Linked DNA regions of Homo sapiens: region 1 is linked to region 2. A link is an interaction called in ENCODE POLR2A ChIA-PET data of the cell type or tissue named here. Cell type or tissue: PC-9. All regions are shown on one strand. Links, peaks and the distances in the headings refer to the core of each region. The heading gives the core; the rest is flanking DNA. Region 1 overlaps KIAA1217. Region 2 overlaps KIAA1217.

Region 1 (5,378 bases), core at 179-5,178, 170 kb before region 2:
ATTCATCTCTCAGGTGAGGTTGTATGAGTGTAAAAAAAAAAAAGTTCTTTCTTTTTTGCTAACTTTCACCTTATCACAATAATGCAACAGGAAGAGAGTTTCAACAAAGCATAATATAAACAGATGTCTCTCTTTTTTTTTTTTTTCAGACGGAGTCTTGCTCTGTCACCCAGGCTGGAGTGTAGTGGTGTGATCTCGGCTCACTGCGACCTCCACCCCCAGATTCAAGCGATTCTCCTGCCTCAGCCTCCCAAGTAGCTGGGGTTACAGGTGCCCACCACCATGCCTGGCTAATTTTTGTAATTTTAGTGAGACAGGGTTTCACCATGTTGGCTAGGCTGGTCTCAAACTCCTGACCTCAGGTGCTCCACCTGCCTCGGCCTCCCAAAGTGCTGGGATTACAGGCATGATCCACCGTGCCTGGCCATGAAGTCTCTCTTAAGACCTTTTATTGTGTGGGGCAGGGGGTTGTTTAAAATACATCCAGTGGGAATGGCAAATTGTGCCCTCTTTTCAAAGTTTGTTTTTCCTCCATCATCTATATTTGAGTTGTTCTGTGTGAATAAGTTTTGGAATGCTTCCTCCTTCTTGTTGACCACAGTGGTTGTTGACATAGACAGAGGTTGTTGGGATAGGAAGAGATCCCTGAGGTTGTCTTGTGGACAACAAAGACCCACGATAACTTTTCTTCCCATATAAGCATGGGCTATCCTAGAGCCCAGTCCCCTGTGGGATATGACCAACAATTATCTTAGAAAATTTCACTCAATCGGCTGGGCATGGTGGCTCACGCCTGTAGTCCCAGCACTTTGAGAGGCTGAGGCGGGCGGATCACCTGAGGTCAGGAATTCCAGACCAGCCTGGCCAACATGGTAAAACCCTGTCTCCACTAAAAATACAAAAAAGTAGCCAGGCATGGTGGCAGGTGCCTGAAATCCCAGCTATTAGGGTGGCTGAAGCAAGAGAATCACTTGAACCTGGGAGGCGGAGGTTCTAGTGAGTCAAGATCGCACCATTGCACTCCAGCTTGGGCAACAAGAGTGACACTCCATCTCAGAAAAAGAAAACTTCACTCAATCATTTCACTTCTACCTCTCCCAGTCCTCTTTGGAGCGTGAGGACACTTGTAAGGCAGTCTGTGGGGACAGTAACTTATAGGTTGTGTCCTGTCCGGTAGTGGGCTTTCATCAGAAGTATGCTTTTGGTCACACTACACCATTTTTTTATACCACCATAGAGTTGACAAACAGCATTCACCCATTTCATTTTGCTTTACTACTCCGATGTGGAGAAAAAAAAAATCTAAGGATTACATTTCTCTTGCAGATTTTTTAGATCAATAGCTATTATTTAAATACAGGGAATCCTGAAAGTCTAAGACTAAAAAATTTGGGTTCCTTTTGTATATGTTAAATTCTCCCATATACACATGGGTCTGTAAATAAAAATAAATAGGTGGCCCCTACCCTTGCAGTTGCATAGAGAAACTAGACCCTGAAATAAAATGGAACAACATTGGAGGATTTTTGTTTAGTGGATTAAAAATTCAATAATACTTGAAAACTTTGTCCAGCTCTTCAACAGAGATATTTGGATGAGTTTTCTGGCTTTTCTAATCAGGAAAGGCTTGTTGGAGAATTAAAGGAGATATGATTGAGGAAATAAAACACAATACAAGATTTTTCTGGATTTATTATGAATAAAAAGGGACCCCAGAGGATTAAGTGGATGTAGTTTGCAGTTGAGGTTAAGTGGTCATGGCAGTTTACCGTGGACATTGTTTAACTGATGGAAAACTCCAAAAGACTGACCAAGGAATTGAAGTAGACCAATTTGGACCAATAACTTGGAGCTCAGAATTAACCACTGTATTTCTCTATTCCAAATACCCATTCCTCTTCCCTGGAACCTCAGGCTGGCCACACAAACTTTCTTGAAAATTCTTGGGGTTCTGCCTTTACAGGAAGGCCATTTGCCTCACTCATCAGAAGTATTAGAGGTTTATTCTGCACAACCATGAAGAGGTTAAAGAGAAGGGTAGGGAGGCCATGAGGGTTCTTACATTCCATCTTGAGTCAACCATCTCCTGTTACCCTCTGAAAAGTGGCAGAATTTGTCCCAGACTTTTTTTTGTTGCACTTCATATCTACTATGGAATTACATTTATAGCTAATGCATTAACTCTAAAAATGGAGAAACCCATTGCTCTGCTGTTTTCATGGTAAGGAAAAACTGCTGAGTCATGATTGACATGGGCTGTTTCAAGAGTTTCCACGGAATGAAGGTAAACGCTTAGGATATCGCAGCCTGAGTGAGAGGCACTGCAAAGTGTGGCCGCTACTTGAAGTTCTTCATGGTGAGTGGAGAGGGAATCCTGAGCGCATCCTGGATTAGAAAAAAAAAAGAAGAAAGGTGGCCTGAAATATGATCTGAGTATATCTGGAAATACGCAGACATCTAGTACTTCACTTGCAGCACTCTGTGAACCAGAAGGCCAATTTCTACATGCTACAAGCTGCACTTCAAGATGCACCCAAAATGCATGCTCGGGAAGTTGTTTTTTGTTTTTGTTTTGTTTTGTTTCTGAGACAGACTCTCCCTCTGTCGCCCAGCCAGGAGTACAGTGGCGTAATCTTGGCTGGCTGCAACCTCTGCCTCCTGGGTTCAAGCAGTTATTTTGCCTCAGCCTCCCGAGTAGCTGGGATTATAGGCATGTGCCACCATGCCCGGCTAATTTTGTTGTTGTTGTTGTTTGTTTTGTTTGTTTTTGTTTTTAGTAGAGACAGGATTTCACCACATTGGCCAGCCTGGTCTTGAACTCCTGACCTCAAGTGATCTGCCAGCGTCGGCCTCCCAAAGTGCTGGGATTACAGGCGTGAGCCACCGCGCCTGGCTGGGAAGTCTTTTTTAATGGCAATAACCAAATGAACTCTCTTGACCTTGCTGCCTCTGCAGGCACTGCCCCGCCCCGGCCCTTCCACTCTAGAGGAAAGCACCTGGCATTTAGCATCTTTACACACAGGAAACAACAGATATGCTCAGGGACTTTTCCTCTAGCTTGTAACCAGGGATGGCTGTTGGGCTTGGCAGCCGTCAGGCTGAGAGTGACTCAGCTTAAAAGGTTTCATTGTTGATATCTGCCCTGAGCATTCCCCTTTGGACTTGGAGTTCCAGGATGTCTTGTGTCTGTGCTTCAGCATCTGAAGCCCCTTGTTGCCTGTTCTTAAGGTAGACTGCATTATCAACGGTGTCTTAAATTAATAGCTTCTCTCTACTGACTATTCACTTGTCACAGCTGACATGAAGGTTCTCAGTCCTGAGTGCCTATTAATGAAGCTCACAGATAGAGTGCAGAAACCCTTTGCAAGATCTGTTTTGCCAGCTTGCTGGTGTCCTGGCATGAAGGTCTCCGACCGACGTCTTTGAAATAGTTCCTGGCCGGGTGCGGTGGCTCACGCCTGGAATCCCAGCACTTTGGGAGGCCAAGGCGGGCGGATCACGAGGTCAGGAGATGGAGACCATCCTGGCTAAGACGGGGAAACACCGTCTCTAATAAAAATAGAAAAAATAGCCGGGCGTGGTGGCAGGCGCCTGTAGTCCCAGCTACTGGGGAGGCTGAGGCGAATGGCATGAACCTGGGAGGCGGAGCTTGCAGTGAGCCGAGATAGCGCCACTGCACTCCAGCCTGGGTGACAGAGCGAGACTCCGTCTCAAAAAAAAAAAAAAAAAAAAAAAAAAGAAATAGTTCCTTTCCACGTGGAGTGGACTGGCCACCTTGGGGCTCTACATTTGCCTGCTTGGTTCAGGCAGTTCTGTCCCATTTCATGTACATTTCACTCTTTTCCCCTACTAGCTTCTCACAGTTTAAATTATCGATGTGATTGCCTACCCAGACATCTAATTCTTTCAACAGGTAGTGGTTTACAGACTCCAGTTTCTTTATGATCATCAAGACAGGGATTGAACAACTGGCACCTTCCCTGTCTGTCCATTGAGGGGCATGTGTTTGATGTGTGTGGATGCTACTTTCATTAGGCAAGTTAATGGCAGTTAGCTACGTTCACACTGAGGAGGAAATAGACCACCGTGTATGCATTTAGTAAACACCAGCGTAGTCAGTGGATCTGTTTCCTTAACAGAACATGGTTCTGCTCCACTGTACACTTCAACCAACTGCTTCAGAGCAAGCTTTTTCCTTAGAAAAGTTTTCATTTAATTAGGATTTAGAAAGGAACGTGGAAACTTTAAGATCTCCATTTAGTCTTCTGCATACTTCAGAGACTTCTGATGTCTCCTACAGGGACAGGAAAGGAGTCAGGGGTCTGAAACTCTAGGACCTGAAAGGCAAGTGCAATTCGGTCACTGTCCACATTGCCAGGGTGTCAAATCACACATACCCTGCCTGAAAGTCTGGGAATTGGAGAATTTAAAATGACAATATTTTCTACTGTGGAATACCTTGCATTCTCCCACTCTGTAAACTACTATTCTGGAGGCGGCCCCTCTCACTATATTTCAAAACCAGATGCTTTTCTCTGGAAATACTAGAAATGTCTCTCTTCTGGGCTGACCTAAAACCAACATAGTATTGGGCATTGAAGTAAGGAGAAATATGGTCAGTGAGGCTAAGACCTCCTCTTCTGAGAATGAAAAATGACTGAGTATTTTGTGTTAGGTGGGACACTATTTGTTAATAGAGAACTTATATCTTAAGTCTCTTAAAATAATTATAGCATCTCTTAGTTATTTCCAGCATAATCCAGGAGTGAGCATTCCAAGAACATCATCTTACAACTTTTAATTAATATATCTTTCTCTAACCCTTAAAGAAATGCTGGTAACTGCTTGTCAGATGAGGAAAAGATGGATCATTATTCAAGTAAGATCCAATATGGGAAACTCAGATATAAATAGTTCAGCATTTTCGTTTCTTATCAAAGATTTATGACTGTGTCTACTTTAGGATTTATTTCTTCTGGACTATTTCAGGAGCCCCTTCACTGGTCTTTCAGCCTCAATTTCCTTTCCTCCGCCCCTTTGTTTGTTTCTCCCACTGCTCTGAGGACAGTTGTCATAAAGCTCAGTTCTAGACTTCTTGATTTGTGTCCCGGGTGCTTCCCCAGTTGTTCTCAGGCCAATTTCTCAGGCCCCTGTTTCACCATTTTATCCACACCTCCAACAGGCATTCCCTCCTGGTGGAACTTCTCCCTCTTCATCTGAGGGTGAAGGGTCTCTTTGTTGACACTGGTCCCTCTGCCGGGCATCCTCTCCCTTCTATACCTCCCTATTGCTACCAATCCTTCCTTCACTAAGAAATCAACCTAAATGCCACCTTCTTCATCCCAGACATGCTACCACTCCTGAGCCAGGAGTAATTA
Region 2 (5,378 bases), core at 99-5,098:
TTAATTTGGGAATAGGAATGAGGAAAAGTACTTTTTGTTTTTTTCTGAGACACGAGTCTCCCTCTGTTGCCCAGGCTGGAGTGCAGTGGTGCAGTGGTTCACTGCAACCTCCGCCTCCCGGGCTCAAGAGATCCTCCCACCTTAGTCCCCCAAGTTGCTGGGACTAAAGGCGTATGCCACCCCACCAGGCTAATTTTTCTATTTTTTGTAGAGGTAGGGTTTCACCATGTTGCCCAGGCTTGTTGCAAACTCCCGAGCTCAAGTGATCCACCAGCCTCGGCCTCCCAAAGTGCTGGGACTACAGGCGTGAGCCACCATGTCCAGCCTGGACCATTTTCTCAAATATGATATCTTTGAAATATAATACAGTATGATGTTCTTACATTGGCTGCATCCAGAGTCCTCATTTTTTGCCAGTTCTTGTATCTCCAAAACGAATGTGTCATTCGTTTCATCCTTCTGTGAATACATTCAAGTGAGTATTTTCCGTTTTATTCATTTTCTTCTGCCTCACAGCTCACTGAGTGGGCCCGTGAATGTTTGCTGATGATATTAATAATCATGCGTGCTCAGTGACACAACAATGATGGAACTCATTAGGTATTCACAGCACCAGAAGAGAAAGTGCAAGAAGGTTTTACTGAAGCAAGTAAGCAGCTGAATCAGGGGCTCAGAGTTCAGTGTCAGGACTACAGTCACAGTTATGAGACCACAGCCAAGAAGAGATTCCCAGCAGGGAAAAACCAAGCCCTTTGAGTCATAATCCAGTGCTCGATCCACCACACCCCACTGCCTTCCTTGAGATGATGGTGTGGAGGAGTACTGATTGATGAGGAGGATTAAACCTTTTTTTTTTTTTTTGAGACAGAGTCTCGCTCTGTCCCCCAGGCTGGAGTGCAATGGTGTGATCTCAGCTCACTGCAACCTCCGCCTCCCAGGTTCAAGTGATTCTCCTGCCTCAGCCTCCCGAGTAGCTGGGATTACAGGCACCTGCCACCAAACCCGGCTAATTTTTGTGTTTTTAGTAGAGTCAGGTTTCACCACGTTGGCCAGGCTGCTCTCGAATTCCTAACCTCAAATGATCCACCTGCCTGGGCCTCCCGAAGTGCTGGGATTACAGGTGTGAGCCACTGTGCCCGGCCAATTAAACCCTTTTTAATTAAAAAAAAAAATTGGAAACTAATTTGTGTACTTCAGTGTGTTGGAGGAAACGTCATCGAAATGGCACCAGTGTCTTGCTGCCTTAATTTTAAGAAATCCCCTTTATTTATTGTCACTTATCTTCTGTCCTCTCTGGGAGAAGTGTTGCTCTAACGTTGCTTTTCTGAAAAGTAAAGATAATGCAAAGATAAAAAGAGTTGGGGAGGTTGGGTTGGGCATTGAGGGAAGATAAGCTACCTTTGGTTCAGCCTGCAGCTTGATTCTTTTTGAAGTGACTTGAAAGCTCTTGGTGCTAATCAAGAACTTTTTGTTTGTTTTTTGTTTTGTGTGTGTGTGTGTGTGTATGTGTGTGTGGGTGGCGGGGTTTGGGGGGAACAGGATCGTATTCTGTCACCCAGGCTGGAGTGCAGTGGTATAATCATAGCTGGAGTGCAGTGGTATAATCATAGCTCACTGCAGCCTTGAACTCCTGGGCTCAAGCCATCCTTCACCTCGGCCTTCAAGTAGCCAGGGTACAGGCATGCACCACCATGCCTGGCTAATTTTTTAAATTTTAATTTTGCAGAGACAGGGCCTTGCTATGTTGCCCAGGCTGGTCTCAAACTCCTGGCTTCTAGCCATCCTCCCGCCTTGGCCTCCCAAAGTGCTAGGTTTATAGGTGTGAGAGCCACTGTGCTCAGCCCTAATCATGAACTTTGAAAAGTGCTCCATAGATTACAAAGCATTTTCTTCACTTGCCTTACATCCTGTGTGGGAAGGAAGTCTTTCCTTCCTGGAGGCAACGGGTAAGAAGAGCAACTAGACAGTGTGTAGCTCCTTACTCTCGGTAGGCATTTCGTCATATGGAGCATGACTTATTGACTTGCTTCTGTTCTTTCTCATGAGCTACTCAGTGTCAGGAGTACAGGGCTTGACTTAAACATAGGGATACTCAAAGGCCCACCTGGCAGTTTGTTGTTGGGACACAGGGAAGCAGATTGTGTCTCTGAAGAGGAGGCTTCTGTCGGTGTCAGAGCCTGGTGGGGAAGAAGGGATTGGTCAATATTTGGCTAAACTCCTTCAGCTGTTGGTGCAGCAAAAGGCATGGCAGGGCGTGGGCAGAGATGCCTGCCAAGCCCGGCCTCAGGGCATGTACAGCTCCCAAACTGGTTGTCTTTGAGGCTGTTATTTATCCAAATAAGGAGAAGCAGTAGTTTTGCTGACCATCTCAGATTTCCAAGCCATGCTCCCTGGCTGGCTGACTGACTTGCTATTTGAACTGAAAACACGAAGGTATTCCTTTGAAATGGAGCAGTCTTGTGGGGCTCGTGAGTACCCTAGAGTCATTACTTGGAAGAAGATTTTTTTTGCTCCCCACATTTGTAGATAACATGAACATGGCTTGGTCTATTTGACCCTTCTCTTGTGACTCTGGCAACACTCAATACAGATGGACCTGATCTGGGACAGAAATAGTACTCATTTTCAGAGGTTCTTGAACCACTGCCCTCCTTTGAAGAGGATTCAAAGGTCAGACCTCCACACTGATTTCTTAACACTAGAATGCAAGATTATTCTAGCACTTCATAGATCCTGGCCCTGTTATCTGACTTCAGGTAAGATATTTGAAGTCTCTGAGCCCCAGTTTGTTCATCTGTGAAATGGGAATTATAATGTATCTAATGGGAATGAGATGAGAATTAAATGAGGTAATTTTGGAAAGCATTGGTAAATAGGAAGTCACCCAAAATATTCATTTTCTTCCCTATTTCCATCTTCTCTTGGCAGATTTAATTGACAATATTTATAATAGAGAAATTCTAGATAATTATGATTGCTGTCCAAAGGATTTAACCAAGCTCACAGTAGAATGGAGATTGTGATGTGAACGTTCAGTGACCCTGCATTACTATGTCCCTCTACTCACTAAAGCAGTGGTTCTCAAAGAGTATTCCCTGAACCAGCAGGTCAGTATCACCTGGGGACTTGTTAGAAATACAGATTCCTCGGCACCACCCGAGACCTACTGAATCAGACACAGTGGATGTTAGACCCAGTAATCTGATTTACTAAACTCTCCAGGTGATTCTGAAGCCCACCATCTGAGAGTTGGAGAACCACTGTCCGAGAGTAACTCACTGGTTGGGTCGGTAGTCTAGCCATTCCCCCAGGGCACCTGGACTTTCCTATCCCTTGTCCTTGACCATGCCTTAGTTCCTGCCTGGAATACCTAAGAAAGGGACCTCTTTCTTACCTGCTGAAATTCTATTCATCATTCATGAACCCACTCTCACCTCTTCAGAAAAGTGTTCCTCAGTCATCCCCACCATAAGAACCTCATTATTCTATGAACTACCAGAGTATTTGTCTGTTGCACTCATTTGACACTTAGCAAAGTTATTCTTGCTTTCTCATATTTTAATGTTCACGTACATGCCTTATTTTTCCTACTAGAATGTAAGTTCTTCAGAGGTAGAAATCATGTCTTACAGATCCCTTTTCCCTCATCAGCCTTAACCCTGGGCTTTGTATATAGGTAGCTACTCTGTAAATATATGGACCCACAGAATCTCATCATTGGAATGGGCCTTAGAGAAAGTCTACATGAGATTTCTTATTTACAGATAAAGAAAGGGATGTTGACCAGGCGTGATGGTTGACGCTTGTAATCCTAGCACTCTGGGAGGCCTAGGCAGGAAGATTTCTTGAGGCAAGGAGTTTGAGGCCAGCCTGGGCAATGTAGTGAGCTCTTAGCTCTACAAAAAAAAAAAATGTTTTTTAATTAGCTGGGGATGGTAGTGTGCACCTATAATCCTACCTATTCAGGAGGCTGAGGTGGGAGGATCACTTGAACCAAGGAATTCAAGGCTTCAGTGAGCTATGATCACACCACTGCACTACAACCTGAGCAACAGAATGAGACCCTGTCTCTTTAAAACTAAAAAAAGTGAAAAGAAAGAAAACAATGTTAACACCTGGACCAAAATGCTAGTTCCGGGACTCCCCATTTGGTGTTCTTCCCCCATCACCCTGCTGTGCCGACTGCGGAGAAACATACCTGGGGGCTTTCAGAGCCACTGGCCTGGCCCCAAAACTAGCAGGTGTTCTCATGTTCTCTGCCACAGACTTCAACTAAACCCAAGGAAAGCAGATGGGTTTTCAAAGCTATACTCATTTAATTTATAAACCTGGAACCTCTTACATTTTTTCATAACTAATGAAAACTGGGAAAGTACAAAATTTTCATTCATAAGCCTATAAAATTGTATAACAAATGGCATCAATTCCTAGCCTTACACGTGAGAATTTCCCCAGCTCACACACTCCGTATACTTAGGATACCCATGGAACTTCTTTTATTTTTGAATAAAAGTTCACAGTGAAGATCATTCACAGTGGAGCAGGCGGCTCTTCTGAACCCAGGAAGAATGGGCATGAGGGCTTTTTTAATCTAGGTCCCCATCATTGTTTTTTTCATGTTTATTTTGAGGAAAAATTGAACCTGGCAGATCTGTGAATTACTGTCTTTCGGTGTTACCCTCTGGGACTATTCCCTCAGACAATCCTTTCTTCTCTTGACACATGGGCTGATGTTGTTTGGCTGAGGATCAAAATAATGGCACAACTAAAACACCTTTCATCAGAAGTCATCCATAACATACCCTTTAAAATTTGCTCCACAGACACAGCTCACTTTATGCTGTATGTTTTTTCTTTTGCTTGGTAATAGAACCTACACATATCCTACTGAGATCAATATGAACACAGCAGAATGCAGGCAATGGAATGTGTTTCCTGTAGACGGGCTAAGACGGTAACCCAGGTCCACAGAGTTGGTTTCAGAAAAGCTATAATCAAAGAAGGAGGAACAGTGAAGGTAGACATGAGACAGGCCTGAAGGGGTTAAACCTACTAGGGAGCAATTGGTAGTAAGAAGCTGAGACCACATGAGGCTGTGAGAAAGGAGTTATTACAGAAACAGACATCCTGGGATTTGAGTAGCTCCATTGTGAGAAGACATTGACAGACCACGAATAAATGGCCATATGGTTTCCAAGTTGACATCTGCCATTCCCCAATGTGTTTACCACCATTTTCTCTCACGGGCTCTGAAAACCATCTATCCTTTACACTGCAATTGTATAGTGTGAAATTCTACATAGATCAACATCAATTCATTGTTTCAGTTTAGGTATATCATATCATCAAACTAAAATATATATACATTTTAATTTTCA

Evidence for each region. ChIA-PET counts read pairs that join two places held together with the same protein. Peaks named below come from ENCODE experiments on the same cell type or tissue, not always from the same donor. Only the 100,000 strongest peaks of a DNase experiment are listed, where the experiment ranks them.
Region 1: POLR2A ChIA-PET joins it to region 2 with 6 read pairs; 2 of 35 experiments call an interaction of 5 or more read pairs at or near these places.

The regions. Positions count from the first base shown.
Region 1 is chr10:24,290,476-24,295,853 of GRCh38, forward strand. The region is part of intron 2 of KIAA1217; the gene reads left to right. Among named protein-coding and RNA genes, the nearest start is that of MIR603, 17 kb to the left of the region's middle. RefSeq lists an enhancer at 1,897-3,096. In PC-9, for the core only: no CTCF peak of the experiment used is centred there; a DNase peak (open chromatin) is centred at 3,036; H3K27ac peaks cover 1,421 bases.
Region 2 is chr10:24,455,860-24,461,237 of GRCh38, forward strand. All of the region lies in intron 5 of KIAA1217, which reads left to right. LOC105376455 (a long non-coding RNA gene) reads right to left here. Exons shown (of 3, transcript XR_930755.4): 2 at 2,105-2,177; 3 at 1-1,324. Among named protein-coding and RNA genes, the nearest start is that of MIR603, 180 kb to the left of the region's middle. In PC-9, for the core only: no CTCF peak of the experiment used is centred there; DNase peaks (open chromatin) are centred at 662 and 2,282; H3K27ac peaks cover 1,698 bases.